2 separate regions of the Homo sapiens genome follow, and region 2 is linked to region 1. The links are chromatin contacts, found by Hi-C or POLR2A ChIA-PET in ENCODE. All regions are on one chromosome and are shown on one strand. Each heading gives the region's core, a stretch centred on a gene start or an enhancer-like site at or near the end of the contact. The rest is flanking DNA. Distances are from core to core; before and after follow the strand shown.

Evidence for each region. Hi-C counts contacts between places; a loop is a spot of excess contacts on that map. ChIA-PET counts read pairs that join two places held with the same protein, here RNA polymerase II (POLR2A). Pooled maps may share reads with other maps.
Region 2: a loop to region 1 is called in a map of CD8-positive, alpha-beta T cell, with 4 times the contacts of the local background. The contact joins the promoter of CR1 here to the enhancer-like site in region 1. A Hi-C loop is called at or near these places in 3 of 168 maps with a recorded cell type or tissue (B cell, CD8-positive, alpha-beta T cell and naive thymus-derived CD4-positive, alpha-beta T cell), 19 of 37 single-sample maps with no recorded cell type and 14 of 50 pooled maps. POLR2A ChIA-PET finds 5 or more read pairs at or near these places in 1 of 52 experiments (naive thymus-derived CD4-positive, alpha-beta T cell).

What each region holds. Positions count from the first base shown.
Region 1 is chr1:207,342,702-207,348,951 of GRCh38, reverse strand. The region is part of intron 9 of CD55 (CD55 molecule (Cromer blood group)); the gene reads right to left. Among named protein-coding and RNA genes, the nearest start is that of CD55, 24 kb to the right of the region's middle. RefSeq lists an enhancer at 2,106-2,606. Within about 2 kb of position 2,696, at least 4 of the 41 ENCODE cell types and tissues checked have a DNase peak (open chromatin) inside an H3K27ac peak, as active enhancers do; they include B cell, where a contact is called at or near this core.
Region 2 is chr1:207,493,048-207,499,297 of GRCh38, reverse strand. CR1 (complement C3b/C4b receptor 1 (Knops blood group)) reads right to left here and starts at 3,141. Exons shown (of 47, transcript NM_000651.6): 1 at 2,910-3,141. The coding sequence starts at 3,030.

The DNA of each region.
Region 1 (6,250 bases), core at 1,447-3,946:
CAGCATGGTACTGGTACAAAAATAGACACATAGACCAATGGAAGAGGTTAGAAAACCCAGATATAAAGCCACACCCCTACAACCATCTGATCTTCAATGAAGTCGACAATAACAAGCAATGGGGAATGGATTCTCTATTCAATAAATGCTATAACTGGCTAGCCATATGCAGAAGATTGAAAATGGACCCCTACCTTTCACCATATACAAAAATCAACTCAATATGGATTAAAGAATTAAACTTAAAACCTAAAAGTATAAAAACTCTAGAAGAAAACCTAGGAAATACCATTCTGACATAGGTGTTGGTAAATATTTCATGATGAGGTCTCCAAAAGCAATTGCAACAAAAACAAAAATTGACAAGTGGGACATAATTAAACTAAAGTGCTTCTGCATGGCAAAAAAATATATATCAACAGAGAAAACAGACAACCTACAGAAAAGGAGAAAATATTTGCAAACTATGCATCTAACAAAGTTCTAATATTCAAAATCTCTAAGGAACTTAAACAAATCAACAAACAAAAATCAAACCAACCCTTAAAAAATGGGCAAAGGACATAAACAGACACTTCTCAAAAGAAGACATACATGAGGCCAACAAGCATATGAAAAAAATGCTCAACATCACTAATCATTAGAGAAATGCAATCAAAACCACAATGAGATACCATCTCATAGCAGACAGAATGGCTATTATTAAAAAGTGAAAAAATAACAAATGTTGGTAAGGTTGTGGAAAACAGAGAACACTTATACATTGCTGGTGGGAATGTAATTAGTTCAGCCTCTGTGGAAAGCAGTTTGGAGATTTCTCAAAGAACTTAGAACCACCATGTGACCTAGCAATCTCATTATTGGGTATATACCCAAACCAACAAAAATCATTCTACCATAAAGACATATGCACACATATGTTCATCAGCACTTTTCACAATAACATGGAATCAACCTAGATGCACATCAGTGGTGAACTGGATAAAGAAAATGTGGTATATATACACCACGGGATATTACACAAACATAGAAAGGAATGAAATCATGTCCTTTGCAGTAATATGGATGCAGCTGGAAACCATTATCCTAAGTGAATTAATGCAGGAACAGAAAACCAAATACTGCATCTTCTCACCTATAAGTGGGAACTAAACAATGAGTACACATGGATGCAAAGAAGGGAACAATGGCCACCAGGGCTTATTTGAGAATGGAAGGTGGGAGGAGGGTGAGAATCAATAAACTACCTATTGGGTACTAAGCTCACTACCTGGGTGATGAAATATTATGTACACTCAACCCTAATGACACACAATTTACCCATGTAACAAACCTTCACCTGTACCTCCCAAACCTAAAATAAAAGGTGGAAGAAAAAAAATGTGTTTACCTGGCCAGGTGCGGTGGCTCACGCCTGTAATCCCAGCACTTTGGGAGGCCGAGGCAGGCAGATCTCGAGGCCAGGAGATCAAGACCATCCTGGATAACACGGTGAAACACCGTCTCTACTGAAAAATACAAAAAATTAGCCGGGTGTGGTGGCAGGCGCCTATAGTCCCAGCTACTTGGGAGGCTGAGGCAGGAGAATGGCGTGAACCCGGGAGGCAGAGCTTGCAGTGAGCCGAGATCACGCCACTGCACTCCAGCCTGGGTGACAGAGCGAGATTCCGTCTAAAAAAAAAAAAATGTGTTTACCCATTTTCCCTTTGGTATCCATGAATGCTACATGTTGATTGTTTTCCTAAGACAGTATCATGGGGAGTGGCTTCAAGATGTCTGACTAGATGCCTCTGGTCTTCTCCTCTTCCATGGAGAGAAACCTAAGCAGGAATTACATAATCACATTTTGAAGAGATCATCAAAGAGAGAACACTAGAATTTAACAAACAAGTGACAGGATGCACCAAAGCAAGGAAGGAGACAGAAGCAAGGCAGCCTGTTTGGCTGAGATTGCCTGGAAGCCTGGAGAGACTCCCTAATGCAGGAAAAGAGTAAGTGAGAGAACCCCAGCAGTCCACATTCCCTCTGAAGACTCCCACAATCCTAGCTACAGGAGTCCCTTGATTCTCGTAGGCTCTAGATCTAACATAGGAAGCTGCCTGGAGACAGTGTGATGGCATTACTCCAGAGAGTAAGTTCACACTGAGTACTATAAACCACTGAGTCCTAAGCAGCCACAGCACAAGACTATTTTGAGAGCCCAGCCCCTCCCAGACTGCATCTTGCTCTGTGGCCACTGTTGCCTAAGCCAAAGCAGGAGCCACTGGCAGCGACCTGACACCCCCAATAGAGGAGCAGCCAGGCATTTTCTGGTTCCCTGAGGACAAATTCCAGTGCATGCGGCTATGGCTGCTGCTGGCTGCTTTGGGCTGAGGCATGAGCAAACTGCATGTGCCCCAGCCACCTCTCTGTGGCTGCTCCCAACTGAAAACAACACTGCTGTCCCAAGTAGCTGGTCCACAGCACAGCCACACTGTCCTCACCTAAGCATTCCACCAGTAGCCTAGGAATACTCTACCTCTTCCTACCACAGCCAGCACTCACATGCACCACAGGGAGGCCTGAGGACAAGTCCATCTGGCCCAGCGTCACCCTCTCAGTACACAAGCCTGCCATCAGGTACCCGGATGCTCAGCCAGTCCACCACCAATAGCAGCTGAGCACTCTTCCTGGTGTCTGAAGTCAGGCCCACTCAACCTGCCACTAACATCACAGCTGGTAAGCCACCTGCAGACCTGGAAACTGATCCACCCAATCACCGCACCCACAGCCAACACTGGCACAGACTGCTTGTGTCCCACAGGGTTGTCCCACCACTACTACTGCCATCACCCATGCCCCCACTTGCTGCCAAGTAGCCTGAGAACCAGGTCACCCGCCATTTCTGGCACCCAAGTGAGCCACCTGGAGACCCAATAACTGGCCTGATTGGGCTTGCTAACACTGGTGCCAGCAACATCACCCTGGGCCCAAGGACAGGCAAACTCAGCCCACCACTGCCAACACTTGGGTCCGAACATTGGCCCACATGGCATCCTATTCCCTAGCAAATCTCCACTAGTAACCGCATCCTAAAGCACTGAGGAAATGACAGATACCACTGATGATATTTACAGCTGAAAGTCATACAGAAACTACACTACTGCATGCACCCAGAATTAAAGCCAAAGTGCCCCACCTAACTGACACCATAAATACATCTTCAGGAAAAGTCCTCCCCTACAAAAGCAAATTTGAAAAATTAGAAACAGCAAATATCACATCAGATGCACAGATATCAACTTCAGGATGCAGGAAACGTGAAAAAACAAGAAAATATGATACCACCAAAGGAACACAATAATTCTCCAGCAACAGATCCCAATCAAAAGTAAACTTACAAAATTCTGGGAAAAGAATTCAAAGTTGTGATATTAAAAAAGCTCAGGGAGGTGAGATACAAACTTTAAAATTTGTTTTAAAAAAATACAAAGAAATCAGAAAAACAATTCAGGATATTAATGAGATGTTTATCAAAAAAAGATACATATAAAAGAACCAAACAACTTCTGGAAATAATTTATTGATGAAATACATAATATACTTGATGAAATATTAAATACATAATATACTTGAAAGCATCAATAATAGGCTAGATCAAGCAGAAGAAAGAATCTCAGAACTTGAAGACAGGTCTTTTGAGATAACACAGTCAGATAAGAATAAGGAAAAAAGAATAAAAAAATGGGCAAAGTTTACATGACATATGGGACACCCTAAAGTGGCCAACTATTCAAATTTTAGGAGTCTCAGAAGGTGAAGAGAAAGTGAAAGGATTAGAAAATCTATTACTAAAACAACAGAGGAAAATTTCTCAAGTCTAACAAGAAATGTAGACATCCTGACACAGGAGGCTCAGAGATCACCAAGTAGATACAATTTAAAAAGGTCTTCTCTGGCCCGGTGCGGTGGCTCATGCCTGTAATCCCAGCACTTTGGGAGGCCGAGGCAGGTGGATCACCTGAGGTCAGGAGTTCGAGACCAGACTGGCCAACATGGTGAAACCCTGTCTCTATTAAAAATACAAAAATTAGATGGGTGTGGTAACACACACCTGTAATCCCAGCTACTACTCAGGAGGCTGAGGTGGGAGAATCGCTTGAACTTGGGAGGCAGAGGCTGCAGTGAGCTGAGATTGCGCCACTGTACTCCAGGCTGAGTGACAGAATGAGACTCTGTCTCAAAACCAAAAAAAAAAAAAGGTTTTCTCCATGACAAACTATACTCAAACTGTCAAAAGTCAAAGACAGAGAGAGTTCTAAAAACAGCAAGGGAAAAGCATCTAGTCACTTATAAAGGAAACCCATCAGACTAACAATGGATTTCTCAGCAGAAACCTTACAGGCCAGGAGAGAACGGGATGATATACTCAAAGCGCTGAAAGAAAAAGACTACCAACCAAGGATTAGGAAAGTTATCCTTCATAAATGAAGGAGAAACAATGTCTTTCCCAGACAAAAGAAAGCTGATGGAATTAATCACCATGATGGAATTCATCACCATGAGATGGCTTACAAGAAATGCTTAAGGGAGTGCTATACCCAGAAGAGAAAGAATGATATCTACAATCATGAAAACACACAGAAATTTTAAAAACCACTGGTAGAGCAAACACACAAAGAAGAGAAAAGACTAAAATGTTATGAAAGAAAAACTCTACATCACAATAATAAGAGAGAACAAAAGGAACAAAACAACCAGAAATCAATTAATAAGATGACAGGAATAATTCCTCACATATCAATAACCCTGAATGTAAACAGATTAAACTTTCCTCTTAAAAGATGTATACTGGCTGAATGGATGCAAAAACACAACCCAACTATACGTTTCTTTCAAGAAATTCATCTCATCTGTGAAAACACATTGTGACTGAAAGTAAAGAGATGGAAAAAGATACTCCATGCTAACACAAACCAAAAACAAACAGGAGTAGCTGTACTTATATCAGATGAAACAGACTTTAGGTAAAAAACAGTAAAAAGAGACAAAGGAGGTCATTATATAATTGACAAAGAGATCAATTCAGCAAGAGGATATAACAATTCTAAGTATGTATGCACCCAATCCTGGAGTACCCAAACATATAAAGCAAATATTGTCCAATCTAAAGGGATAGACTCCAATACAATAATTGTTAAGAACTTCAACATCCCACTGTCAGCATTAGCTCATCTGGACAAAAAATTCACAAAGAAACATTGGATTTAAATTGCACATTAGACCAAATGGACCTAACAGACACTAACAGAAGAGTTCACCCAATAGCTACAGAATTTTCTCAATGGCACATGAAACAATCTCCAGAATAGAACATATGTTAGGATACCAAACAAGTCTCAATAAATTTGAAAAAGTCAAAATTGTATCAAGTATCTTCTCAAACCATAATGGAATTAAACTAGAAATTAATAACAACAGGAACTTTGGAAACCGTACAAATAAATGAAAATTAAACAACATGCTTCTGAATGACCATTAGGTCAAGGGAGAAATTCAGGATTAGACAAAAAATTTCTTGAAAAAATAGAAATGGCAACAGTGTAGCAAAACTTATCAGACATAGCAAAAGCAGTGCTAACAGGGAAGTTTACAGCAATAAATGATTACATCAAAAAAGTAGAAAGATTTCAAATAAACAATCTAACAATGCATCTTAAGGAACTAGAGAAGGAAGAACAAACCAACCCCAAAATTAGCAGAAGGAAAGAAGTAAGAAAAATCAGAGCAGAGCTAAACAAAATAGAGACTAAAAAACAATAAAGTGAAAACTTGTTTTTTTGAAAAGATAAACCAAACTGATAAAGTACTTGCTAGACTAACCAAGAAAAAAAGAGAGAAGCCCCAAATAAAATCAGAAATGAAAAAAGAGACATTACAACTGATACCACAGAAATACAAAATATCAGAGACTATTATAAACACCTATACATTGACAAACTGGAAAACCTAGAGGAAATGAATAAATTCTTGGAGACATGCTCCCTATCAAGACTGAGTCAGGAAGAAACAGAAAATCTGAACAGACCAATAATGAGTAGTAAGACTGAATTGTAATAAAAAGTCTCCTGACAAAGAAAAGCCCAGGACTGGATGGATTCAAAGCCAAATGCTACCAAACATACAAAAGAGAACTAATACCAATTCTCCTGAAACAATTCCAAAAAATTGAAGAGGAGGAAACTTTCCCTAACTCATTCTATAAGGCCAG
Region 2 (6,250 bases), core at 1,892-4,391, 150 kb before region 1:
GATAATTGGCCCCTTTATCATTATATGATGCCCCTCTTTATCCCTAATAATTTTTCTTGGTCTGAAGTCTGCTGTGTTTGAAATTAACACAGCTATTCCTGCTTTCTGTGACTAGCATTAGCATGGTATATCTTTATCCATTTACTTTTCATATATATTGTCTATATTTAAAACGGTCTTGTTGTACACAGTATATAGTTGGGTCTTGTTTCTTGATCCACTCTGATGATCTGTTTCAAATGGTGCATTTCGATCATTGACACTCAAAATGATTGTTGATATAGTTGCTTTAGTTTTGTTACTGGTTTTTATTTGTTGCTTTTTTTCTCTTGTTCTCTGTTTCTATTTTTTGTCTTCCATTCTTTTCCTGCCCTTTATTGTTTTTTGTTTTGTTTGTTTGTTTCTTTTTTTTTTTTTTTTGATTTGGAGTTGCGCTCTGTCACCCAGGCTGGAGTGCAATGGCACGATCTCGACTCACTGCAACCTCCGCCTCCCAGGTTCAAGCGATTCTCATGCCTCAGCCTCCCGAGTAGCTGGGACTACAGGCACCCACCATCATGCCCTGGTAATTTTTGTGTTTTTGTAGAGACAGGGTTTCACTATGTTGGCCAGGCTGGTCTTGAACTCCTGACTTGAGGTGATCCACCCACCTCAGCCTCCCAAAGTGCTGGGATTATGGGCATGAGCCACTGTCCCCAGCCATCTTTATTGTTTTAACTGAGCATTTTATATGATGCAATTCTCTCTTACTTATTAACATATAAATTATAGTTCTTTTTTTCACATTTTTCAGGGGTTGTCCTACATTTGCAATATCTATTTGCAGCTAATCTAAGTCCTCTTTCAAATAGCACTATACCACTTTACGGGTACTGTGAGTAACTCATAATAACAAAACAATCCTAGCTCCTCTGCTATTTTTTGTCGTATGCAATCTGTTTCTAGATTCACTCTTTAAGTGCTAGTAAAGCCATATACCTTTCACTCATCCTTTCCTGATCATAGGAGTTGAGATTTCTCGCTTTTCGGTGATCCTGCAGTCTTGCACGACTTCTTAGTCATGGTTTTTCAGACATGCATGGGGGTTTTCAGATTACAAAACACTGTCACATGCATTACACCATCTGATTTTCAAAACGTCTCTCTCAGAGATCAGGATGTCAGTTGTGCTCATTTTATACATGTGGACACTGAAGGTCAGTGATGTGACTTAACTTACTGGGTCCAAGACACCAGCTGGTAAGTAGCAGAGGCTGGAAAAAGCAGAACGCTGGCTTCCTAATAAGTAGATTTCATAAAACTCCACCACCTACTTCTATATGCATACACTTTGGGTGCAGAGCTCTTATACTTCTTTAAAATTCCAAAGGACCGTGCACACTGGAAGCATCCATCAGCATTTTAAAATTTAAATTATGTCAGCAACAAAATTTCTAGGTAGTTTAGTTTAGGCTGTTTCACATTTGGAAGTTATTGTGATAACCTCAGTAAATTTTTTTTTTGCAATTAATAGTGTCTGGGATTGTTTATAACAGTAACTTAATCAACATAGGCTAAGTAAAACAACATTCTAGTAAGAAGAGGGCCAGTACTCCCAAAGATGACACAAATTCCTAAGCGTTGACAACAGATTGCTTAACTTACTGGGCATGCTTCTCTCCTAAAAATAAGATTGTACGTTTTATCACATCTCTGCACCTGACAGGTTACTTTCTGGTGCCTAAGGAGATCAAATATTAATAACAACTCTTGCGGGACTTGGTTCTACTTTATTTTATTTTATTTACTCTTTTAGAGAAGAAGGAACACTCAAATAATGAATGTAAAATGTCTAGTGGCAGAGAAGGGCGAACCCGGAGTTGTCAGGAATAGGCTGGACAAAAACAACCAAGACTGTCACTTCAAATGAGATGTTGCCAGTGAGTCTAGGCAACCAAGAAGACTTCTGGGGAGCCGAAAAATAATAATAGAAGGGTTCTAACTGAAGATGTTTACCTATTTGAAGTTAAGAAAAAGGAAGAGATGTGGCCTCAAAATTTCCATAATAATTATAATAGGCGTTATTTTGTACTAAACACATCACTAAAATGCGAACTGTAAACATATCTACTGTCCCTTCTACCTGCAACGGTTACATTGCATGTTCTGGGGCTTCCCTTGCTCTTCTAATCCGCAAGTGCCTGGCATGCATCTGTCTTAAAGTATGCTGTCAATTAAGTGCATGGTGATGATGGCCGTGGTGGCTTGGTGTGGGGGGCGAGGACAGTTCCATGCGGGGCAGTTGTCAGGTAACACCTGCATCCCTAGGACTGCTTGTCTAAACACCATTGGGAGCAAAGTACAGAGGTAACGGTTGGGGGATAGAAATGGACTCGGGGACACATAGCCCTGTGTTAGATACTCGACAGGCTTAATGCCACTGAGGCAGCAACTCCACGATGCAGAGATACCAGTGTCCCCATTTTACAGAAGAGCAAACAGACTCAGGTGTGCTAAGTTGCCTCACAGTTAAGTTTCTAGGACCAGAACTCAGGTTTGTCGGATCCCCAAGTTCCCTTTCACTAGGATCAACGCCACGTCTTGGCTATAGCCAGCCGAGGCTGTGAATACACAAAGGCAAGGAATTTCGTGCGGCACCCGCTCAGCATCTGCGCCTTCCACTGCGCTCGTCACGACTTAAGCCCCTGCACCTGGGAACTCCACGCTTACCCAGAAGCAGCGAGGGTCTCCAGTGCGCAGAAGGATCCTACACCCGCCGCCCTGCCGGGTCGCGCGCTCAGCCCACCCATCGCGCTGCCTTCGGACCCGGGCGCGCAGAGCAGCGCAGCTCAGCGCTGCACGCGAGTTCTCTGCGGGGCCCCGGGTTCCTCGTCCGCCCGGGCGCCTCCCCACGCCCGCCCGCCTCTCACCCCAGGCCACCGGCAGCGCAAGCAGCACCACAACCGCCAGCAGGGATCCTCCGCAGCAGAAGGGGAGACCGGGCGCCGGCGGCCCGACAGGCTCCGGGCTTCTTGGAGAAGAGGCCCCCATTCTCCCCAAGCACATCTACAAACCAGATTTGATCTCGAAGAAAACTGAAATAAGAGGAAAAGCTCAGCGAAAATAGGAGTGACCAATCATTGTGCTCCGCGCCCAGAGTGTGGGGAGGGCTGCGGGGTTCCGGGACAAAATGCTTTTGACCACAGCTTCCCCTTCATGGGCGAGGTCATGTTTACTCCCCATTTGCATTGTTTCTAACGAGTTTCGCTGGCAGAGCCCACCTTGCTGACCCAGGTGCAGCAGCAGAGCTTGACAATGCTCGGGCTTCCGATGGATCCCGCGTGTGAGGCCCTGCGCTTCCAGACAAAGGCGGTGGATGATGGCAGCTCGCCTCCAAACACCCTGCTTAACTTTTCCTCTTTGCAAGAATGTGTGTGGGAAGGTCAGCTAATGAAATGCCTGCTCTCCGTGTTGAAGGGCAATTGCAGGCGATGTGTACGGTGTACAGGGAATGTGAAGAAACAATTTCCTTACCCTGAATTGAGACGTCATGCCATTGTAAGATTTTTTAAAAGGGAGGGACAATTAGATACACATTTAAAAAATGTAAATCTGTGTATAGTATGGAAGGTAGATTAGAATAGGGCAATAATGGACTGCGAAGACCAGTCAGGGGAGCTTTTGCCGACATCCAAGTGAGGTTTGATGGCGGCCCTGACTGGGTGGATAAAGTGGACAATTAACAAAGATATTGGAGATGGAATGAACAGTTGCTCATGTATTGGATTTTGGTTACTTCCTTTCTTAAGGTTGGTGGTGAGAAGAAAGCAATCAAGAGTTAGCCCCCTTGCGGTAGTTTGCTGAGAATGATGGTTTCCAGCTTCCACAATGAGAACACATGGACACAGGAAGAGGAACATCACACACCGGGGCCTGTTGTGGGGTGGGGGGAGGGGGGAGGGATAGCATTAGGAGATATACCTAATGTAAAGGACGAGTTAATGGGTGCAGCACACCAACGTCGCACATGTATGCATATGTAACAAACCTGCACGTTGTGCACATGTACCCTAAAACTTAAAGTATAATAAAAAAAAGAAACAAAAAAAAGAAAAAAGAAAGAAATAATTAAATAATTAAGTTTAAAAAAGGTAGAAAAAATAATATTTTATCTTTTTTATTGGGGGTGGCCTGTCCTTCTGACATGTACTGCCTGCCTGTAGGTAGGCTATTTTGCCTGGGTTTTTCTCTTAAAATAATTTTGACTTTAAACCTTGATTTTGTTGTTGTTGTTGTTGTTGTTGCTAATTTTATGTTAAACTTGTTTTCCTTAACCATTAAAAGGAGACATGATTCAGAAAAGAAAAAAAAAAAAGAGTTAGCCCCAGGATTAGAAATGAATGGTGGTGCTACTTACTGAAATAAGAAGTATGGATGTAGGACTGACAGATTTAGGGCAGAGGGTTAAGTATTCAAGGATGAATGTATTCCTCCTATCTATCTGTGATCCTGTGCCCTTTAACCAATCTCTCTCCATCTCCCATTGTCTCTCCCTTCCCCAGCCTCTGGTAACCAGTATTCTACCCTCTACTTCTATGAGATGAGTTTTTTAGAGTCCACATATGACTAATAACATACAGCATTTGTCTTTCTGTGCGCATTGGTTTCCATTAGGCTTCCTCCCAAAATTCTAGTGGAAGAAATGTCTACTTTGATCATATCACTTATCACAGTTTTTAGTACATCCAGTGACATTCTTTTAAGGATTTGCTATCATCATTTCAAGTTATTCTCAACAGAGTAATGGGAGTAGCAGCCAGATTGTAGTAGGCTTAGGAAAAGAGAAGAGGAGAAGGCTCATTTCCCCAGTTTTACATCACATGCTATCAGAAGGTGCCACTCCTTACCACTTCTGCTGGTATCCATCTCCTAGTATCTACTTTCTCCCTCATTCCTTGAAAGTTTGAGCTCCTGGCTCATGGCCACCTTCTCCACTGTTACTTCTGCCACAGTTCCTGGTGATTTCAACATTCACAGCAATAGTATTTTCAAATCCCTGGCCTTCCAGTGCCTTGACCTCTTCTCTGCCTGTGGTCTTGTCCTCCACTCTCCTCTGACTCTAATGCTCATGTGCATGCTCGGAGACTTGTCACTTTCAACCTCTCAGTGATTTCAATGATCCCACTCTCTAACCACCAATCCAACTCTTTTCTTTTACCCTAGTAACGTTAAACTGAATCCAGCAATCTTTGTCTGTCTCAGTGCCTGCAGCCCATTGATCCTACCGCTATCTCTCTCAGCTTCTCACCTCCTTTGTGTCTTCACTTTCATCACTACCAGGTTAAATTCCATACTCTGTCATTATAATCACCATCTTGCACCCACTGTTAGCTCCCTCACCCTTCTCTTGGGTTATTATAGCCATTAGACAAAACAACATTCCTGGTTAGAATCAATTCTCCATTATTTTGCTCTCATACCTGTGAAACTGAATGTGGCTGGAAAAGACACATAGCCACAATGACTAGCCTTACTTTAGTAACAAATAATTTCAAATGGACCATTATACTTCTGCCTGACATTCCCACTATTGTTTGTCTAATCCATTTATTCTCCCATTCTCCTAAATGACTATTTCATATTTTTATTTTGACATTTATTTCTGACACCTTCTCCAACATTCTTAATTTCTGTGAATGGCTTTGTTTCTTTCTTTATTGAGAAAATAGAAACAATCAAATAGATCTACAATTTTCTACCATCACTCCACCCAAATTCTTGTATTTGGCCCATGAAACCTCCGTCTCTCCTGTTAATATAATTATACTGTTCACAGTCTAAGTCTAAGGGTGATCTCTCCACTTGTGCCCTAGATTCGATTTGCTCTCACTCACTCAAGGAAACCAGCAATTCTCACTTCCTCCAGCACTATCATACACCTCTTTCTGCTGGATTTTTACCATCAGCTTGCAAACAAATTATTTCTCCAAGTGCAGCAGGTGTATTTTTCTCTTCAGTTTTTTCCTCCCATTTAATATTCCTTTTGCTTAGAATGCTCTTTGCCCAGATATCGCTCTGCATGGCTACTACCTCATCTCCTTGAGTTATTTGGCTCAAATGAGACCTTCTTAATGGAGCCTTCCTTGGCCACTATTTAAAATTGCACATTAATTCAGAACTTCCTTTCCTTTTTGCCTGTTTCATATAGATTAAAAAATTATACTTATCATTTTTTCATTTTATTACCAACTGAAAATCTGCTTATTGTGTG